Regions from separate parts of the Homo sapiens genome. Here regions 1 and 3 are each linked to region 2. Evidence: chromatin loops called from intact Hi-C (ENCODE). Cell type or tissue: Panc1. All regions are shown on one strand. Links, peaks and the distances in the headings refer to the core of each region. The heading gives the core; the rest is flanking DNA. Region 1 has its middle 790 kb from the start of CDH6. Region 2 has its middle 640 kb from the start of LINC02064. Region 3 overlaps CDH6 (cadherin 6).

Region 1 (7,592 bases), core at 1,695-6,694, 360 kb before region 2:
GTATTTTTCTTCTCAAATATCAACCACCTCCTTTTTCATCCTCTTTCATTTAATGACCTTGCTTCCTACTTCGCAGAGAAAACTGAAGTAATCAGATAATTCTGAAAGCATAGCAGTTGGTGCTGCTTCCTGGACTGATGCTTCCAATCTCAAGCTGCTGAGTATTGGCTGCTAATTGTTTATCACTCATACACTTCCCCAGAGACTTGTCTTTAGCCACAGAAATCATCTTTTCTGGAAGTGCTTGGAAAGTTATACTAACCCTCTCATACCACTGGCAAATGGTTGTTAGCCAATGACTCACTGATACAAAAGAATGGATGCAGAGTTGCTTTTCTAACCTTCTGGTAGGTTTAGCTTCCAAGAACAGCTGCTAGATAAGTCACTTGCACGGGAATCCCCATTTTAGGCTCGCTTCTAGGGAACTTGAAGTCAAGCACACAGATTACTACCACCATGTACCAGCATCTGTACTCATATATTGTTGTTTTCATCTTGTTACTACAGAATAACTAATCATATTCTTATCTGAAGATATTTCCAATAATTTTTGCAGTGAATTCCATTCTATTGCACAGACTTGGGGCACATTTTCAATTCTCACCTGTTTCTCTTGCATTATCATGTTTATCTCTGTATGTTACTTTCATTAACATTCCGCAGTTTCTCCTCTTTTAAAAAACTCTTTTTTCTTATCCCATTTCCCCAGCTGCTATTGCTGTTTATTTTCTTCCCTTTTCAGTGCCTCTCAGAACTGTTGTTTGCATCTGATGTCTCCAACATTTCTTTTCCAATTTTCTCTTAAATCCTGTCCAAACATGCGTTTGTCTCCACTCTTCCCCCACAACTGGTCAAGCTCACCAGTGATCTTCAAGTTGCTAAACCCTGTGGTCAATTGTCAATTTCACACCACCAATATGCAGCATTTGATGTAGCTGAGGGTTTCCTTCTCTTTGAAACTCATTTTTTATTAAACTCCCAGGTTACCATACTCTTTTGGTTTCCCATTTACCTCTTTGTTTTCAACATTTTTATTTCTGTTTCTGCTTCCTCTTTTTCTTTCAGCTCTCTTAACGTTGCGGGTCCCAGACCTCCGTCTTCCGATTTCTTGTCTTGTTCTCTACACTTATTCCGTTGGATAACACCATCTGTGTTACTGACCATCGAAGTTATACCTCCTACCCATATATCTCCCCTGAAATTCAGACTCATTTATTTTTTATCTCATCTCATTTATCTGTTTCATCTACACTTAATTATTTTACCAATTATCAAAAGGTAAGATATGCTGCAAGTGAAAACAACCCCATAAGTAATTCGAATTATTTCATTCATTCTGCACGTCCATTGTGGACCAGCTATGCCAATGCTTCGCATGATCTTCACTCCACATGGAAGCCAACAGAACGGCCTGTAGACTACTGCAGTTCTTGTGGCAGAGGAAACTATGCAAGAAGAAATGAGTGCTGCCTGTTCAATCTTCTGCCAACTAGCTTGAAAGCCTCTCCTTGCACTTCATTGGCCAAATTATGTCACCGGGCCAAGAACAAAAAAAACCCATGAATTTGTTAAAATATAGGGAAACAGGGCCTGGTGTGGTGGCTCACGCCTGTAATCCCAGCACTTTGGGAGGCCGAGGCGGGCAGATCACGAGGTCAGGAGATCCAGACCATCCTGGCTAACACGGTGAAACTCCGTCCCTACTAAAAATACAAAAAATTAGCCAGGCGTGGTGGCGGGCACCTGTAGTCCCAGCTACTCGGGAGGCTGAGGCAGGAGAATGGCGTGAACCCGGGAGGTGGAGCTTGCAGTGAGCGGAGATCGCGCCACTGCCCTCCAGCCTGGGAGACAGAGCGAGAGTCCGTCTTAAAAAAGAAAAAAACAGGGAAATAGATAAAACATTCTGTGAGAGATTTTTAACATAGCACTTATATCCTACGACAGAGTAAAAAAGAACATGATGGAATTTAACAATATAATTAACAAGACTAAATTTTACGTGAAAACAGTGTTTGGACCTAACAACCCAAAATTTTAAATAGAAATTGATTGTAAAATTAATTGCAAATAATACTTTAATATATTTCAAAACATTTTATGTGCGACTTGTCACATTACCTGAACAAATACATTGGAAATAAACGATACAAGATTTTAAGATTTTATGGCTTAGTATTTAAGAAGTAATTCAGTAAATTTGTATTTTATCTAATAAGCTAATAAAAGAAATACTGTATATAGCATACATAAATGATATAATGTAATATGACAACAGAATATAACAAATTTAGATAAGGGTAAGAAAAAGTTTATTAAAATTATAAAGATTTGGCCAAATATACTTAGAGGAATAATTATAATTGTTAGCATTGGTATTATTTTTAAAATGTTCATTGAAAATGCCTGCCAAAAATAAAGATATAAAATAAGGAAACAAATGAAGTGAGTATCCAAAATAAGATTTTAGAATAGGAGTCAGCCCTATGGATATTATAAACAAAGAGTTTACAAACAATAACAAAAATTATGTTAGAAAATAGAACAAAAAGATACACCACAATCATCAAACAATACAAAGAACCGCTACTCATCTGCTTCTCTACACTTTCATAATCTGAATCATAGATATTGATGTTCTAAGTTATTCTTTATTCTTTTTTTTTTTTGCTTTTTTCAGTATCTTCAATAATTTGAAAGCAATAACACAGAAAAAGAAATGCCAGGAATTCTAAAATCCATATTCCAGGCCCAATATGTTTTTTTTTTCCAAGTCCTAGAGATAAATGATTGAACACAAAATGTAAGGATAACATCTTCATCAGTCAGGAGTGTGTTTACCTATAAACAAGAGAAAACCCCTTCATGTAACAGTTGCTCTGGCTATGGATGCTGCTTCTGTGATCCAGACAGGAGGAAGAGATACAGGGCGCAGGACTGCAGAGTCAGGCCACTCGAATATGACTATTTGTAAAAGACTTTTTCTGGAACCCTCCATCAGTATTCTTAAATAAATATTATGACCTAGAGTTGAGTTACTTGGCCACTCTTGCTTCAAGAAAATCTAAGACGTTTATTATTTTTAACAATACTACAAAAAACACATTTTGTTGTAACTTTAGTTTCAGTGTTTTTTTTTTTTTTTTTTTTTTTTGAGACAGGGTCTCACTCTGTTGCCCAGGCTGGAGTACAGTGACACGATCTCAGCTCACTACAACCTCTGCCTCCCAGGTTCAAGCGATTCCCCTGCTTCAGCCTCCCAAGTAGCTGGGATTACAGGTGTGCATCACCACACCTGGCTAATTTTTGTATTTTTAGTAGAGATGGGGTTTCACCATGTTGGCCAGGCTGCTTTCGAAATCCTGGCCTCAAGTGACCCACCTGACTTGGCCCCCCAAAGTGCTGGGATTACAGGCGTGAGCCACTGCGCCCGGCCTAGTTTTAGTCTTTTATAAAGGAAAAAAGAGAATGAATGTTAAGTGGCAACCAACAGTTTCATTATAATTACTTCAAGAATTCCATGTAATGGTTTTGTAGTGCCATGTAAACCATAATTATTATGGGGTAAACCATTAAAATGAAATTATTACTTTGCTGAAAATAGCAGCATAAAAAATTAACAATTTATTATAATTACTTAAGCTATTTATAAGCTTGTCAGACATGTACTAATCAATTGTGCATCAATAAAAGTTTTAAAATATTAGCACACCTTGGAATCCTAAAGATAATAAAAATTCTATTCTTAATAATAAAAATAGAATAATGTAAGGATAAAACTATAACATAAAAAGAGCATTCTTAAAGAAATATCTAAAATCATACTTGAGTATATTTAGAATTTATTAACTTCTGGTTAAATACAAGTGAGATTAAAATTCAAATGCTCTGTTATTGCTGGGGGGAAAGAAATAGAAAATATTTAAAATCAAAATTGTTCTAAAAGAATCTGGGATAAAATATGAAACAATAGAAAATAAAATGCCAAAAATATATGTAACAAGCACCAGCTATTACCATGGATTATAAAATCAGAATAGACAAATGAAATAAATCAAGTTAACATAATAGAATTGGAGTGAATGGAAAGAAAAAACTAATATTCATCAAGTAAATATTAGATTTGAATAAAAAATGTATTTTATTTTTAACATGTTATTTTTCTAAAAGTGAAGGCTATGGGCCTCCAATTAAAAAAATGTATCTGTGGATGAGATAATTTACATAGGGTTTTTTTTTTAACATCTATCTTTGAGTTTATTTTTTGGCCAAGGGCTACCTTAATCCACTGCACCTGTAAATTAATGTAATCTGTATTATTGTAATCCCTAAATGGAACAATGGAGGTGGAAACTTCAGAATTTTTACAGAAGGACAAAACTCTTGTAAGAAGTAATCTAAGAAGGGTTTGCATATAAATGTATGTAAAATTGATTTCCAAAACACAATTGCCTATATTTAAATAAATGCAGGACAAAGGGGGAAGGAGAGCTAAAGTCTTTCCTTCCCAGACTAACTCTAGACACTGTCACTACTAATTGAAACTAATTTACATCTGATCCCAGGGACAGAATTTCTGAATTCCAAAAGAATTAGGATTACTGACAACCCAACATGACCTTTCTTTTCACCTGTCTTATGTCTCTCTGCCGCCCTCAGCTGGTAACACTGATGCTTCCTCTACAGCTGATGAGATTTATCCTTGGAGAAGAAACAAATACCATGCTTTTTGAACATTTTCGTAACCGTCTCACATGAGCACATACTAAGTTTTCAAAAATGACTTGAAAGGGTAGATTTATTTTTTACAATAGTCCCTTCAAGGAAAATATTTACAGGTGATGAACATGGCAAAGTGACACCAGAGTAGAGTTCTTGTCTTGTGAACAGTAACACTGAAACTATGACCACCAGCATAGTGGCAGAAAACAATCTCAGCCTGTGTTTTCTCTTGTGATATTAAAAAGTGGAGAAATTGCAGAGACGTCAGCAACAGTTAGAATGAAGAACTTTCAGAATTCTGTGTTAAAATTGGTGGTTCAGATATTTCATATCACTTAGCAATATCTCCTAAAACCACTTACTCCCTTTGAGAAAGTGAAACCTCAGAGACTAAAATGTAGAAATATTTATAGCTACAGATCTCATAGACCTTACTATCTTAAATGTCATTGAAATAAAGATCGGGAGACAACACATTATGCTACGTTTGAATTGTTAGTGGATCCTCATGGTTATGTTTGAGGTTGTGTAGTTTATGCTTAAAAAATTGTCTTTTGGTTTATAACATCAAAAAGCAGCCAATTAGTTGTCATCAAGTTCTTTATTATTTTCAGTTAAATACTTTACCTAAGGGCTGCAAACATTTTAACCATGTTCAACTTTAATACATTATTTGCAGTAGCACTTGAGAATGTGTTTATTTCTTCAGCTTTAACTTTAATAAAATCACATGGCTTCCATCAAAACATTTTGCATAGGATTAAAAAATTTTTAGAGTTTCTACAAAGTAATGAAGTGTAACATGTATCTCATAATTCATCCCAATCTCCCGAGAGTGACCATCTTTAGGTACTCACAAACAATTAAAAAAACAACCAAATCATAGTTGTCCCAATGATGAATGCAAAGTTCTGAAGTAGGCCAGGTGCACTGGCCAGTGCTTATAATCCCTGCACTTTGGGAGGGTGAGGCAGGAGGGTCGTTTTAGATTGAGAGTTCAAGTGTAGCTGGGGCAACATAGTGAGACTCTTTAACATTTTTTTAAATTTTGCCAGGCATGGTGGCACATGCCTGTAGTCTCAGTTACCTGGGAGGCTGAGGGAGGAGGATTCCTTGAGTCCGGGCAGTCGAAGCTATAGTAAATCGTAATTGCACCACTGCATCTAGCCTAGGTGGCAAAGGGAGACCCTGTCTCAAAAAAACAAAAACAAACAAAAAACAAAAGTTCTAAGGTAGGAGAGAATGGTGGCAATGGCAGGAAATTGGGAGAAATATAGCAAAAATTTACCCAGATTTTTAAGTGTGGGAGAGATGAAAGTCAGGGATATGAAAGTAGCAAAAATATCTGGATTGAAAGGTGGGCAGAGAAAAATAACCAGGCGATGAAGTCCCTCTGATCCCAGAGAAGACTTATAATGAAGCTGCAGTGTCCAGTAAAGGAAACTAGTGAGCCAAAGCCTGAGACTGAAAGCAGGAGACAGTATCTGAAATGAACTAGGAAGTTATACCAAGAAGACCCATGCAACTCGAGAGAGGCGAATGCCAGGGGCTAGGAACTGGAGGAGAATTCTGGAGAAGATTGCAGTAGCTCAGGATAAACCTTTTCATACAGGCTGTTGACCAGGCACTATAAGATAAAAGGCAAAGTAAAGATGAGTTTGGAATTTGTCTCAGGTTGGTGCCAGTCCTAATCCCCCCGCTTTTAAAGCAGCCTCACCAAAGCTGACCAGGGAGCAATATATGTTTTAATAATTTTTGGAGGTTATAGCATGCTGAAATGTACATAATTTATATATTGTTTTGTTTTGTTCTCAACTCTCTTCTCCTCTCCTTCCTTTCCTCACTTCTTTCTTCTCCCATACTCTCCAGTCCCATAGTCTCCTTAAAGTGACAGAGTTGAGGGTTGCTGCAGACATCATATGGCCAGAAATGTCTAAAATATTTACTGTCTGGGGCTTACAAAAAATGTACTGTCCTCTAGTCTAGACGAGATGGTTTTCAAAAGTCTGTCTTAAGTCTTTCTGAGGTCTTAACAAAGGCTTTACAATCACCCCCATGATACGAGCTTTACCTTGAGGTTTTGTTTCCATAGTAGTATTGTGGATATTAACTTTACCATTATGTTATTTCCTACTTTGAAGACATTTTTGCTAAATGGAAAGATTATAGTGAAAAACATTTTTATTTTCTATCCCAGAAAATGCTGGCTTCTTTATATTTTGGCTAAATTCTGCTTAAAGTAAAATATTTCAAGTTTTACTCTACATTTCTGTCTCTATTCCCACCTATCATATACAGTTGAAATAAACCAGTTGACACTTTTGATATTCTGCTTGGAAATCCCAAGTTAGATTCCCAGATCTAAGATTGCTTTTTATTTTTCATGTTTTCGCAGGGCACAGTTTTACTAAATAAACTTTCTGTCACATATGTGATCTTTATTCCAGGTTCTTATAAATATTTTCTTAGTGTCTTTTGTTTTCCTGCTAACAGTCTTCTTGATATCTTTCTAGCTTCTATTCATAGCCTAGTCAAAAAGCTAATGTCATACCTATGAATCCATGGATTTAACTAGATCTCGTACTTGTTTGGGGGTAAGTTGTTTTTGTTTTTTTTTTAAACAAAAAACAAAAAACAAAAAACAAATCCTTCTTGTTTTTACGTCAATATTTTTATTTCTTTTCAGAGAATTTCAATAATCCATGCTCATAAAAATGTACTGACTTCACCTAGGTTTTAAAATGTTGTGATATGTCATTATGTATTCTTGTTCTGTGATCCTTATATTTTATTGTATAATAGAAAATTATTTCTTAAAATCTCATATAACAACTAGGTCAATTAAAAATATAATCCTTTAGGTTGATTTATCA
Region 2 (7,592 bases), core at 874-5,873:
ACGCATCTACTTCAATTATAGGTTTAAACAATTAGTACTAGTCTGTTCTGCATCCTTCCAATGACTAACTTAGGACTACAGAGTCAATTATAACTATAATGGCTGCATTATAGTATGAGTTCAGTAAATGGATTTACCTTTATGTTTATGATTCATTGAATTAACAAATCATTTTACTCTTTTATGTTTTCAGGTTAAGGTGGAAAAAACAGAGGCCAACAAATAATTAAATAATATATTGTTGCTACACCAAGACCATGGAACCCCATTGAATACTGTATAAATTCAGTTGTTTGAACAGGAAAATTAAAGCTGTTGAAAGAATGGAAGCATCACATACCAGACACTAAAGGAAGTATGCTAAATTCAACAAAACCCACGCCAATGTAGCAACACTTTTGTTTGTTTTGTTTTGTTTTTGAGATGGAGTTTTGCTCTTGTTGCCCAGGCTGGAATGCAATGGTGTAATCTTGGCTCACTGCAAACTCTGCCTCCTGGGTCCAGGCGATTCTCCTGCCTCAGCCTCCCCAGTAGCTGGGATTACAGGCGCCCACCACCATGCCAGATAACTTTTTTTTGGTATTTTTAGTAGATATGGGGTTTCACCATGTTGGCCAGGCTGTTCTTGAACTCCTGACCTCAGGTGATCCACCGCCTCAGCCTCCCAAAGTGCTGGGATTACAGAAGTGAGCCACCACACCCAGCCTGTTTTTGTGTTTTAAGTGGGGATTTAGTTTCAGCAAACCATCAAACCTTTATATTAATATGATATTATGTTAATTTATCATCTAATTCATCAATATTTTAATGTTTATACTTAATTAGTAACTTTTTGATATTGCATTTGTATAAATAATATATTAGAGAATTGATTACTAGTTTCATGTTTTTGTGTAATTAACTTTATAATTAAATAATTTGTCATCACTGAAAGAAAGTGAAATATTTTTCTCTTAAATGCTATGACTATGTCTTTGAGATCACCAAATTGTGCCATGAAAAGCTCAGATAATTTTTAAAGTGATTTATTTCTGTTGGCTTGAATTTTCATTTGAAATTCTGAGGAAATCAGTAACTGAATAAAAATTTACATCTCAAATCATAGCTAGGACTTACTGTAAGCAACTTAAACCAACATTAAGTAGCAGATCAGAAGGCAAACATGATTATGCTCCTGCATTGAATATTTTACAATGCTACTTTTAAACTTTTCTAATAAGGCTTGGAGGATACCAAATGAACTTTTCCTTAGAAAGGTTATATCACTATTTCTGTTAAATCTGACTAATGTTTGTTATTCTTGCACAGCGTGTTAGCTCACTGCATACAGGTGGGTGTCACGGGATACGCAGAGTGTTGCTTTGCCAGCCGGAAGCTTCCGTAGCTGGTGGCGCCTTTGCCTCAGTTTTGCTCAGGCACATTGGGCTCGTTCTACCCATTCAGCTTGTCAGGCTGTGCTCAGCTTGTGATACTGGCCCAGATCCCACACCTGCCAAGGGCAAGCAAGGCACAAAGCGGTGAGGGGAGAGTGAGTGAGCGAGCGTGGGGTCCAGCTGCGGCTCACAGCGAGGCACTCTGGCTGCCGCAGGTGGACAGCTCCAGGTGCCAGCACGGGAGCCAGCTCCCTGTGAGGCTGCAGCTGGACCAGGCGTACCACAAGCAGCTTCCACTGCTGGCACTGGGCAATGCAGTGGTGCCCAGAAGTTTGACGATGCCAGGAACCACATTGCCCCAAAGGGGGTGTCACAGCCCTGGCTCAAGGAGCTCCTATGTCTGGGCTCCCAAAAGGGCTGCAGCTCTTCTCTTTTTCCCTCTTCTCTCCTTCTCTTCACCCACAACGTGGTGAGCAAGGGGTGTGTTTCAGCTTTGTTTGTGTTACAGTTCTTTCAGTCACACTATTCAGCAGGTTCTGAATTCTTGTCCATGTCCAGGAAGAATGAAGTATGCAAATAACTGGAGAGTGAGCTAGGCAAAGAGGTATTTTATTAAGCGATAGTACAGTTCTCAGGAGACCTGAAGTGGGTAGCGCCTTTTACAGGCAGGTCATCTCATCATCTCCCTGTGGCTGATTCTGGGGTTTCTACAGGTTTCAGAGGGGAGAAAACACGTGCTGCATAGTCCATGGGTGACCATGGGCAGGCCTGGTAAAAGCACTGTAAGTTCTCACTCCAGTCCACAGAACTGGCAGCCCAGCCCCATGCTTCAGTACCTCCCTGGCTTGAAGGTGGGGCTTTACTGGGGACCTGCCCCTTTTTGCCCTGGAGACTGTCTGCCTCCTACGACCATAAACCTGCTATCCATAGTGCCAGTGGCTCCCAGGCTATTCGTGCTGAAGGATACCTGCATGCCCACATTTAGCTGCCCTCAGCCCCCCCCTCAGCCTCACTCCCATGGTCATTGGTGCCCAAAGCTCAGAGGGCACGAAGGTGACAGGGTGCTGGTGTGTCAGTGCTGTCCTGAGCACATGCACACCTGGCTGGGTGGTGACAGCATCCTGACTCAACCTCAATTTTGCTTTGAAATTGAATCGGGCACTGGGAGTAGGGTGAGGCCATGCAGTGGAAGCAGGCACTTCTGAATCTGTGGGGGGCAGGGGACTTCCCAGGTCCCCTAGAGTGCAGGGATACCTGGGTCCACAGCCGCGGCTGGGTGACTGCATCTGTGCCCAGGAGGGCGGTGCTCCTGCCCCACCAACTCAGAAACAGGAGGGGTTTCTGCCTGTTCCTGGCTCCACCAGCTGGAGTGCGCAGCCCTGACTAGGCCTCCCCCGCCACAGACAGCATCTTCACAGTGGCTGCTCTAGATGGGCCCCACTGCCGTCATTGGTACCTACAAGATATTTATGTTTATTTTATGAGTGAATAAATGAATGAACAAGTCCTGCAGGAAACTATTTTATAATAAGCAGAATTGCTCTCTTTCAATAGAACACCTATTCCAGGATTGTAAGTGTCAGAAACAGATTGTCTCTTTTGGCCTGTGCCTGATTCTTTTATGCTTCACTGAATCTCCTGGCATGTTCTTGCTCAAATGCTTCTCCTAAGTGCATCTAGATATAGTTAAGTATGCAAGATGCCTTATGAAGCCAGTGTCATTTCACTATTATATGATTAAAATTTTGTAAGTAACAGCTTGTTAATTTTATAATAAGAGCTTACTAATTTCGAGATTTCATAAATGACTCCAACGTGTAGTTGATATAAATGTATTTCTACTATAGTACATCTACATCTATAAATGTATATTTACTATACATCTAAAAAGTATAGTAAATATAAAATTCCAGGGCAAATCACCATGTGTGGAATATACAAAGTAAATATAAGATAATAATACAATTGGTATCAGGGTTGGGATTCATTCACCTCAAGTATGTAAGAAAGGCAAGAGAAAGAAAAAGGAGAGAAGTTTTTTTTATTGAAGATATTGGGAAGAAGATATCTTTAGATAAGAATATGATGTGATATTCATTTCCTCTCCTACAGAGAGGAGGGCTTGATCCCTGGACTCAAACATTCTTCTGGGGTGTGGACTCTCACAGAGATCTATGCAGAGCTTAATATACAATTCTTTCATCTAGGAGGCAGAACGAACTAAGTCTGACTCTCACCTCGGAACCCTTGCACAAGAGAAAAGGACTTAATATATCTCTTTAGAGAAGGTCACTGCTTTGGGATGGGCCTGCACTCCCTGGATGTGTTTTAACAATGAATGCTTTTACGGTTCTCTCGTAGTGGACTTGAACTGTGCAAAGAGCAAGCCATCTTGACTTTTGTCCAATAGCGCCACCTGGAGTCATGGAGGGAACTTAGCAGCAAAAAGCTAAAGATGCATCCCCAGAGCTCGGGAAAGAGTGGTCAAGATCAGTTAGAATAGAGGTTAATTTGCCATGGTCAAGAGAATGGCAAAAGAGAAGAGGCTAGCAGCAAACCTCAGAAGAATTCACAGAAGAAGCTCTCCCCAAATGTATGTCATGCCCCTAGTGCTCAATGATAGTTAAAACAAGAAATGCCATTAATTTGAAAATAGTGTCTATAAAAGAAGGCAGGAGAGGGATTTTTTTAAATAAGAGAACTTTAAAAATAAAAAATTCACTATACCCGTTTTTAATCCTGAAGGCTTACAGCTTAAAACAGGCTGGTTTGAATGGATTAGAAATATGCTATTAAATTCAAATTCAGAGTTGAAATTAATATATTGGATTGAACATTCTAATTACTAAATTGTGTCTGTGATAACAATAAAAGTGCCTCTAGAACAATTGTATTTATAAGTGAGAAGAAACGCCCCGACAGTTACTTCACTAAGTATATTTTAAAAAGGCAGTGAGTGACAAAAACAAATTTGGATATATTAAAAGGGATTCTTCAACATACAGGTGATGTAAGAACATGTAAAGCTTTTCTTACATAATTTATTTTTCTACTCTGCACTGTCAAGACAGGGGACTTTTTCTTTGACACGGTTAAGTGTGGTTTTATTTCTGTTTCCTCTAATTTGTTGTCTAAATTCTGTGGCCTAGCCAAAGCTGAGAGTAAGGGCAAATATCACTATCACAACGATTCTGTTAATAAGGATCAACATATGTTTAATAAACATTATTATGAAACTGTGCATGGATTTCAATATTTTTTGCACCAAATTAAACTCATACTCACTTGTTACTGTGTCCTAAAGGGACCTAGTTTTAGGCATTAAGAAGGATGACATCAGTTTGAGAACAGCCCCTATCACAGCATCATGCTTTCTGCTAAAATTGAGACAAAAATAAACATTAAACCTGGGTTAAAGAATGGGAAAATCACTGATGCTTTTTGAAAAGTTTATGGAGACAAAGAAATCAGCAGTTTACAGATAGAAAACTTTTTTTAGAAGGGTTAAGATGATTTTAAGACAAAGCCTGCATGGCAGCCCATCTTCATAAATTATTTTTCCTTCCTTCCTTCCTTCCTTCCTTCCTTCCTTCCTTCCTTCCTTCCTTCTTTCTTCCCTCCCTCCCTCCCTCCATCCCTTCTTCCTTCCTTCCTTTCTTCTTTCTTACCTTCCATTCTGTTTTTTTTTTCCTCTCTTTCTCTTTTTCTTCTGAGACAGGATATCACTCTGTCACACAAGCTGGAGTGCAGGGGTGCAATCACAGCTCACTGTAGTGTTAACCTCCCAGACTCAAGCATTTCTCCCACCTCAGCCTGCTGAGTAGCTGGGACTACAGGTGCATACCACCATGCCCAACTATTTTTATGTAAATTTTTGTAGGGATAAGGTCTTACTGTGTTGTACAGGCTGGTCCTGAACTGTTAGGCTCAAGCAGTTCTCCCATCTCAACCTCCCAAAGTTCCGAGATTACAGGAGTGAAGAAAAAAATAATTTCATTTGTGCCATAATTGAAAAGAACCAACAATTAGCAGCATGAATAGTAGCCAACACCATAGACATCTCAATTAGTTCAACTTATGCAATTCTAACTGAAAACGTAAACTTTAGCAAATCTTTCACTCAATGGGTGCTAAAATTGTTGCACCGAAATCAACTGCTGCACATAAGAACAGAGTTTTCCATTGAAATTTTAAACAAATGGGATCAAGATCCTGTAGCATTTCTTCAAAGAATTGTAACAAGAGATCAAACATGGCTTTCCTGGTATGATCCTGAAAATAAGGCACCATCAGAGCAATGGTTACCAAGAGGTAAAAATGGTCCAGTCAAAGCAAAAGTGGACCAATTGAGAGCAAAAGTCATCACAACAGGTTTTACTTGTTTATTTATTTGGTCTGCTCATGGCATTTCTTTTGTTTACTCTCTGGAGGGCCAAAGAACAATAATATCTGCTTATTATGAGAGTATTCTGCAAAAGTTAGTCAAAGGTTTGGCAGAAAATCACTCTTCATTTTTTCAAATAAACTATACTAATTATATATGTTTTCTGAATCTTCCAGAAACCATTAGAAAGCAAAAATTATTCCTTCATAATATGGACATGTATTATGAATATCAGGACATTTCCTCAAAAATAACAGAGAATATTCTGATCACTTCATCTGGCTTATGATTATTAATATAATCCATTGATTCCTACTTTTGTCTATATACTCTTGGATACCACACTTCCCTAGTTCTTCATTTTAGGTCATGTTTTGTTTGCTATTTCATATTATATTTATCAGATACTCTTTTTTAAAAAATAAATTTTTATGTTTATATTTCAGGTTTACAACATGATTTTATGGGATACATATAGATAGTAAAATGGTTACTAATGTAAAACAGATTAACACATTTATCATCTCACATACATTTTTGTGATAAGAGCAGCTAAAATCTATTTAACAAAAATTTCTAATACAATACAATTTTATTAACATTAGTTCTCACTAATGTTGTACATTAGCTCTCTAAACTTGCTCATGCTACATATCTGCTATTTTGTATTTTTTGCCTACTTCATTTCATTTCCTCATCACCCTCCTCCCTTCCCGTAGAAACCACTACTTTTTTCCCCTCTGTCTGTGTATTTGAGATTTTTTTTAATATTCCAAATACAAGTAAGATCATGCATGCAATTTTTTTTTCTGTGTCTGACTTATTTTACTTATCATTATGTCCTTCAGCTTCATCCATGTTGTGGCAAATGGCAGGTTTCCTTATTTTTAAGGCTGAATAATACTCCATTTCATTTATACTACATATCTGTAACTAAATGTCTATTGATGGACATTTAGTTTGTTTCCATATTTTGGCTATTATGAAAAATGCTGCAATGAACACAGGAGTCCAGATATCTTTAGGTGTGACTATTTCATCTCCTTTGCATACATACCAAGAAAAAGAAAGAGAGGGGAGCAGTGCTGGATCATCTGATACTTCAATTTTTAATTGCTTAAGAAACCTACACATTGCTTTCCATAATGGCTATATATATCTGCATTCACACTAACAATGTATTAGGGTTTCCTATTCTCTATATTCTTGTCAATATGTGTTATCTCTTCCCTTTTAGATCATAGTCATTCTTTTGGGTGTGAGGTGAAATTTAACAGTGATTTTTATTTTCATTCCTTGTTGATTAGTGATGTTAAGCACCTTTCCATATACCTGTAGGCTACTTTTATGTGTTGTTTTTAATTTTGAAAAAGATCTGTTCAGGTTTTTTGCTCATTTTAATTCAGTTTTTGTATTTTTATTATTGAATTGTATAATAGGAGTTATTTATACATTTTGGATAGTAATCCCTTCCCTTATCAGATATGTGGTTTGGAAATATATTTCCCCAGTGTTTTGGTTGCCTCTTTGTTGTGTTGATTGTTTCCTTTGGCATGCGGGAGCTTTTCATTTGATGTAGTCTCATTCGTTTATTTTTGTATTTGTAGCCTGAGCTTTTGGTGTGATAGCCAAAAAAATTGATCACCAAGAACTTAAAGACTGTCAAGGAGATTTTTTTTCCCTATGTTCTCTTGTAGGAGTTTTATGACTTCAAGTCCTACATTTAGGTCTTTTATCCATTTCAAATTAATTTTTCTGTATAGTGTAAGATAATGGTTCAATTTAATTCTTTTGTATGTGGAAATCCAGTTTTCCCAGCACCATTTATTTAAGAG
Region 3 (7,592 bases), core at 1,732-6,731, 1.2 Mb before region 2:
AGCATGATTCCACAGCACTCCCCAAGCATCTGAAATCACATCGAATAAGGCAGTAATTGTGATGAAAGACAGTTAGAGGAGAGAACAGTGCTTGGGGACCCCCTTCTCCGTTCAGATGTTGGGCACAAATATTGACATTAAATCCCAGCATGAGGGACCAGATTTTCAAATTCTGCTGATCAAAACAGGTTCACAGCCAGCACACTCAAGTTCAGAGAGAGGACAAAATGACACTGGGAGATGGGGGGCGGGGAATCCCTCCCAAGCAGAGCCCTCCTTTTTTTTAAATCCCCAGTAATGTTCCAGTAGATTAATAGCAGAGAGGCCAGCCAAAGTTGGAGAGGATTTAATGGTGTTTGTGGTAGGATGCAGCACGTGGCAACAAAGGTGTGCCAGAGCTCACCACGAGGCAGGGCCTGGGAAGGACACCTTGGGGAACTAAGACGATCGGAGAGAAATGTGCCTCCTTTTCTCTGCTTCCCATCACCTTCATTCATATTGTGTGCCCACCCCTTCTCAATTAGAGGACTATATTATGATCCTTCAATGAGTCATATAACTGTAACTGAAATAAACTCGAGTGATTTGTTTCAGTGAAAGACACCTTGATTGAGGTGGTTATTAGTAAACTATAGAGTACAATGAGGATAATTGATGTGAATATTGTCATTATTTAGGAATGTCTTCAAATTTTCCCATTAATTTTCCTGTGATTAACAAAACTACTTAAATTTAGCCAACTGAATATAGAAAATGTAAATCATTTGCCACAGTGTAGAACTGCTATTTGTATATACACCATTAATAAAAATTTATACCGCATAATAAATTGTTATATATTTTTAGGCATCTGGTTCTCATTAAAAAATCTGACAAATGTTTTCTATAGTTCAAAAACTGAATGGAAAAAAGAATAAATTATTGGCAATTAAAAGCAAATAGAAATGCAAATATCAATCGTATGAGTACAAACAATGGGCATAAATTAATACAAATATGGTTAATGAATGTCTCAAAATGTCCACAATTCCTTTCTGATCAAAGGAAAAGAAAAATTGTAAAAATTGTAAAACAATTATTTTATAATAAATTTAAATTCCATAATTAAAACAATATTCTAGAATGTGGCTAAAGTATTGCTTCTTGCCTGTGTTTCAGTATATTCAGTTTTTGGCCTTTCATTTGGGGTTAAAAAACCAGAACATATGTTTGGAAATGAGATTGTCTTTCATTTGTTCTCTGAAAACAAGATTTATTCATTTGGGTTTTATTGCTACAAATAAATTACTTATTTGGGGCTTGTTTCTCTAAAGTAAAGGGTTTGTGTAGTAAGTCATGCATAACATTCGCTGTTTCCTGCCACGTGGTCAGTAGCTGCTTGCAGAGAAATTGTATGAGTACTTAGTTTTCACTGTCATTAGAGCAAACTGGAGACAAAAGAATAAAGGAGAACAGTAAAAATCAAATAGAAGAAGACTCTAAATGTATTAGAATGGAGGATAGCTATATAACTGTCGAGTTTGAAATGAAATCACAAAACAACATTTTCTTATGGACACACAAAAGCCACTCAAATCACAAAATTACTCTTGTTGGTGTTGCCTCTGATGTAATGGATTGACTGAAAAAAATGGAATTTTTCTAACTTTGGGCTTGAAAGAATGGCATACAAGGCAAAAAAAAAAAAAAAAAGAAAAAGGAATAGAAAAGATGAAATTATATGGTATCATAAAAATATATTTAAACCCTAAAGAAATTGATTATATGGTAGTAGGATCTAGGATTGAATGGGTGATTCAAAAATTTTCTTCTACCCCATGGTCTTCTCAGCTGGATATTTGGCAACTCGCTCAGTATCTCAAAATCTAAAATAGGTTGAACCATCTATTAATTGATGATATTGAGTACAGTATGGCAAACTCCCTCACCCCCACAGGGAGGCCTTCATATTACACACTTGTGGATAATGGAGTGCTTGGGGACAGGATGCTTTGAGTTACTTAGGCTAATAGAGCAAGAAATTAATTTTAAAGTAGCTTCAATATCATAAAGAGTATATATGTATGTATGTATATGTGCAAACCTATATACACATGCATATGTGCATGCATGTATATATGTATGCATATGTGTCATGCATATGTATGTATATGTTTATGTATATAATTTGAGCTAATCAATATAATAATAGAGGCCTAAGAAAGAAGGTCTGGAGCCTAGAAAAGAAGAAAGGTCTATTTTTATAAAAACTGATGAAATACTTGTGGTAGGGAGTGAGAAGAGTCACAGAAGAGAAGCAAAGAAGTGGAAAGGAAGGAATGTGGACATTCTATGATTTACAGTGAGAACCTGGTGGTGGAGTGGAGGTGGAGATGGGATTCCCCACCTATCAGCTGTATAGGATGCTGAATGGCAAGTATGAGGAAAATGGCATCTAGTTATTAGTAACACTCTTTTAGGGTAGTTACTCTGTGGATACCTTCCCATTATCAATCTCTGATGGTTTTGCTAAATATGACTTAATTAGCAGACATACACTCCATATATGTGATAAGATTCTAAAATGGTGACACAGTCCATGAATAAAACCAGAAAAAGTCTTTTAAGATTTTATCCCAGTTTATAGAAATTTACAGATTTACAAATTTTCTTTTCTGGTACTATTTTAGCACAATTTTTGCATGTACTTAAACATCTAGTTTATCATCAGTTCTTGTTACAACATCAGGCAAGAGTAACATGTTAATAAAGAATAAAAAAAACCTTTAAATACAATTGTTATGAGGCTACACATTTAAATATTTTCAGACTTTAAAATTTGATACTTAGTCAAAGTATTAAGAACACACTTTAAACAGAAAAACATTATGAAAAAAATGTATTTGAGATATAGACTATTATCACAATTTTTCATTTGTTCAAAAGCCATCAGAATGGAACATGTAATAATTCAATCATTCACTGAGAATTATCTTTTGAGTTCCTAACATGTCCTGCCTCATGGAATTTACGTTCTAGTAGAGGAGACACACTCGAAGCAAGTGAATGATAGTCAGGTAATATATTTTTGAATCATTGGTGAGGCCTATGGAGGTAAAGTGGAATGGGTAAAGGGATGCTGAGTAGTAGAGAGTGAGGCGGTGGGTGTTTTATAAAGTCAAGGAGGACCTCTCCGTGAAGAAACTGGAATCATGACAATGAGCCAGTCATGGGAAGAACTGGCGGAAGTTTCCAGTAGAAAAAACAGCAAATGTCGTAGCCACACAGGAAAGAAACTTTCAATGGTCTTAATGAAGCAAGGTCAGAGTAAGTGAATTAGAGTAAGAGATGAGATGACCAGAAATTTTAATGAGTAATGATAAGCAATAACAAGGAAATATGATAAGCAAAGTTTTTGTTTTGTTTTTTTTTTTTGAGACAGAGTCCCACTCTGTCATGCCAGCTGGAGTGCAGTGGCATGATCTTGGCTCATGGCAACCTCCACCTCCCAGGCTCAAGCGATCCTCCCACCTCGGCCTCCTGAGTAGCTGGGACTACAGGTGTGCACAACTATGCCCGGTTAATTTTTGTATTTTTTTTTTTTTTGTAGAGACGGGGCATTGCCATGTTGCCCAGGTTGGATAAGTAAAGTTTTTAAAGCTTTGATTAAAATGTTTGTAATTTATCTCTCTTCTCTTTTAGCTTTTATACTTTATTTTTTTGTGTAAAATATGCTCCTTATAATATATACTCTCTGTATGTGTATATGTGTGCATTTGTGTGTATATGTGTGTGGATGTGTAACATGTGAAGGCGTATGTGCATATATAAGTGTGTTTATAGAGATATGTCTATGTACGCGTGTGTGTGTATTTGTATATTCAGTTGTTCATTGCATGGTAAGAAACAGCATGATATAGTGAACTTTGGGCTGCCTGGGTTTGCACACTGGCTCTTCCATATTCTAGCTCTGCAACCTTTGAAAGGTTATTTAACTTCTCTGTGACTCAGTTTCTTCATCTGTACAACGGGGAGTATTAAAGGACCTATTTTGGAGGAATGTTGTGAGGATGAAATGAATTAATATATGGAAAACTCTTAGAACAATGCCTGGTGTATGGTACATGTGGCAATAGCATAAGTGCCATATAAGTGTTGCATTTATAATTTCCTCAACAGATAACATTTTATCCAAATGAATAGATGATATTGTAATTAATAATTCCAAGTTACATTCTCACAAGCAAAACCAATAACTAAAAAGCCTGACTTGATATGTTTTCATTGGCCACTCAAATCCATTTGCTTTGCAAACTTGTTTGAACTTTTCTTTCTTTTCAGAATATTTTTAGCTTAAAGAGGAAACTACTTATGTTTCTAAATTGGGACAGTTAAATACTCCTGTCCTGGACCGAGGGTGCAGCCAAAAACGTTTTGTAGAGATTAAGGGTGCATTAAACGTATGTCCACTTGAGGGAGCTCTAAGATTCCTCCAAAGCCTGGGTCTTAGAGTCTAACCAGGCTGGAGGCAGCACCTATGACACTGGGTTGGGTTAGTGGAAGAAAAATGTGGAAGAAAAATTTAAAACGTCCAGAATGAAAGCTTGGAAAATAAAGTGCAGGGTAGTAAAACTGATAATTATTTTACTGTTTTCCAGTTATGTATTTAATTGAGGGGAACAGAAACACTTTTTTGAGAACTTCAAACGGCTCAGCTGGAAGCACAGGAATTAGCATAAAGTGAAATATTTATGGGAGCTTAATACTGTTTAAGACTCATTTTCTCCTTGCCTTAAGACATGAAGTCAAATTAACCATTTCTAATTAAAGAGTGAGAAACAAAGTAGTGTAAGACCAGAAGTAGAAGCTAAATGGTGATGCCTAAGTTGTGAAGTCTGAAACAGTCACTTGACATAGAGGTCAAGAATGGGAAGATACAAAATAATTCCTGCAGAACAAGAGAAACAAATCAGGGTGATTTGAAAAGAAACATAATTATAGTAGGCTTACTCTACTCCTTAAGTGAATATTTTTCTTCTAAGAGCAAAGGTCTAAAACTGGACATGGTAATGCCCTTTTATCTCTTTATGTTAGAGGCTGAGCTACAGAGGAAGTGCTATGGTTTGAATATTTATCCCCTCCAAAACTTATGTTGAAATTTAATCCCCAGTGTGGCATTATTGAGACGTGGGACCTTTAAGAGGTTCATGCATGGATTAATGGATTAATGAAATAGTGGGTTAATGAATTAGTGAGTTATCATGGGGAGTAAAGCTGGAGGCTTTATAAGAAGAGGAAGAAAGATCTGAGCTAGCACACTCAGCCTCCTTGCCATGTGGTGGCCTGTGCCACCTTGGGACTCTGCATAGAGTCTCTACCAGCAAGAAAGCCCTCACCAGATATGTCCCCTTGACCTTGGACTTCTCAGCTCTCCAAATTGTAGAAATAAATTCCTTTTCTTTATAAATTACCCAGTTTCAGGCATTCTGTTACGAGCAACAGAAAATGGACTGAGACAGGAAGCGTCCATGAAATATTCAAAATAAGCTGGAACTGCTTTAAATATGATTCATGGGAATTCTGACCCCGCCAAACAGTAATCTGTTAAGGATACTAAAAAGGAAAGAAATTCCCAAAGGGCAAGGAAGACAAAATCCTGGGAATTTCAGGCCAGTCTTTTTCTCCTTATTGCTAAACCACTATGGAGATACGCAATGATTTGATTAAAATATCAATTTTATGCACATAATTTAATTTTAATTGCATCGTGAGTAATCTGTTAAAAAGAGTTTGAACATTTGGCCTCTAAATCATTATAGGCTGAATCACCCTAAGATGAAAATAAGGCAGTGAAGACTGTTATCCAGAAGAAAAGAAAAATATTGCATTTGAATATACTTTCAACAAATGAAAACTATAATTAAAATATAATCATGTGATTAGAAGAATATTTAAAAGAGCATATTGTGTTTCCTGCATATTTTTATATGTGTAGGTTTTACATTTTAAAGAGTTTGTTCGTCTTAACATGGATTTAAGCATTTTGCATAAAGATTCACACTAATCTTTTCATTCACAGTTCATGAAGTCCCCTACAATTGTTTATTAATTAGCATATAATATTTTTACCTGGATGCTATACTGTATTGTTTAGCTTCTTTTGTATACATCTCTAATTTCTCTTTAGAATTATTTTGAGTTTGATTAAACTCAATGGATTTGTTGTTCTACTTGAGGACACAATCAAGATTATTCTGCAGATGGTTTCTAAATCATAGGTTAGTTTTTAAAAAAATAGCATTTTCATTTTTGCACGGAGGATTTGTTTCTCTTTGCTTTGCCTATAAGTTTCTTTTCTCATTTTTCACTGAGTACATTACTCATGGTCTTAAACATCTTCCGCTGCTTTCTTAAAGATGCAACAGGAAGATACATCTGTAGAGGAGGCCTAATGCTTCTGAATTCTCTGTTAATAAATACACTGGAAGTGTATTTTAACGGTGTTTAACATAAATACTTTAATACATACTCTCAGAGACTCTTTTTCTAGTAAGTGAAGGAAAATGAGCCAGACTTTTAAAAAAAGATATTCTCTGCCTGTGATGGTTATACAGACAAACCTGTGTATGATCCCCTAGTGAGTTCTCTATGTCTTTGGAGAAGTCATCTACAGGACAGAGATGACTTTTCTCCCATGCAAGTTAAGTTGATCTTTTAATTTGCAATGGTAGACCCTAAATATCACCTTGAGTGAGAACCTGCAGGAATTCAGAGGCCCTCAACTTCTTAACTGCTGTGTCTAAATTGGGACTTCAGGGCTCTTTCTGTGCCAAAGAGAAAGCAAATTCTCTTCAACTGGGATATTCTGCAAGGAGCGGAATCACTGTTATTTTGACTTTGTTGTTCAGACACGCCACAGTGGCAGCAGAAATAGCATCCGCCAATTAAACGCCCATACAGCATTCAAAGGATATGGAAGATAGAATTTAATTATGAAACAGATGACACTACTCAATCTTAATTGTCATACCAGGATCCAAGTCACTGGCCTGATAATCACCAGCCAGGAGAATGGAGAGCAAAGTCCCTTACGTCACCAAGGGCAAAAAGCCTCAGCCCGTAATTATGCTGCTCCTTAATAATCCCAATTAAGAGCAACAACAACAAAAACACAAAACTTCTTCCTATGTTCTGTGACATTAAGTACTGAGAAATGTTTATTCAGCTACTATGATGGTCCACAATTGCATTTCTCTTTGTCATAATTCATTCTTTCACTAAAAAATCCTTAGGTGGGACTCCGGAGTTTCTTGAATTCTCACAAGTGTTTTCAGAGTTAGAATTCTTTTTACATAAAAAAATTAACCACTTATTGGTTTAGCCAATAATATCAGGGGAACTAGAGACCTATAAAAGCTTCCAAATTGGCACCAGCCATACAGTCGTAAGAGCCAAGCTGCCTTAACAACTTGTTACAAATGCCTAACAGCTCCAGAGAGAAAATATTTTCCTGAGCCTCCAGTTCCTCATTCTGTTTTGCTTTTCTGCAAACTTCACAAAGATAACAGGCAATATGCTTCATTTCCTACCCTCCAATCTATTTTGGCCAAACA

The links. Peaks named below come from ENCODE experiments on the same cell type or tissue, not always from the same donor. Only the 100,000 strongest peaks of a DNase experiment are listed, where the experiment ranks them.
Region 1: it touches region 2 in a loop (5-fold over the local background); 6 of 110 quality-filtered maps call a loop at or near these places.
Region 3: it touches region 2 in a loop (11-fold over the local background); 12 of 110 quality-filtered maps call a loop at or near these places.

The regions. Positions count from the first base shown.
Region 1 is chr5:30,398,742-30,406,333 of GRCh38, reverse strand. No RefSeq gene overlaps it. Among named protein-coding and RNA genes, the nearest start is that of CDH6, 790 kb to the left of the region's middle. In Panc1, for the core only: CTCF peaks have their summits at 4,451 and 4,663 (motif pointing left); a DNase peak (open chromatin) is centred at 4,663.
Region 2 is chr5:30,036,895-30,044,486 of GRCh38, reverse strand. No RefSeq gene overlaps it. Among named protein-coding and RNA genes, the nearest start is that of LINC02064, 640 kb to the right of the region's middle. RefSeq lists an enhancer at 3,651-3,945. In Panc1, for the core only: CTCF peaks have their summits at 3,545 and 3,783 (motif pointing left); a DNase peak (open chromatin) is centred at 3,736; H3K27ac peaks cover 890 bases.
Region 3 is chr5:31,229,337-31,236,928 of GRCh38, reverse strand. All of the region lies in intron 1 of CDH6 (cadherin 6), which reads right to left. Among named protein-coding and RNA genes, the nearest start is that of CDH6, 39 kb to the right of the region's middle. In Panc1, for the core only: CTCF peaks have their summits at 4,247 and 4,459 (motif pointing right); a DNase peak (open chromatin) is centred at 4,468.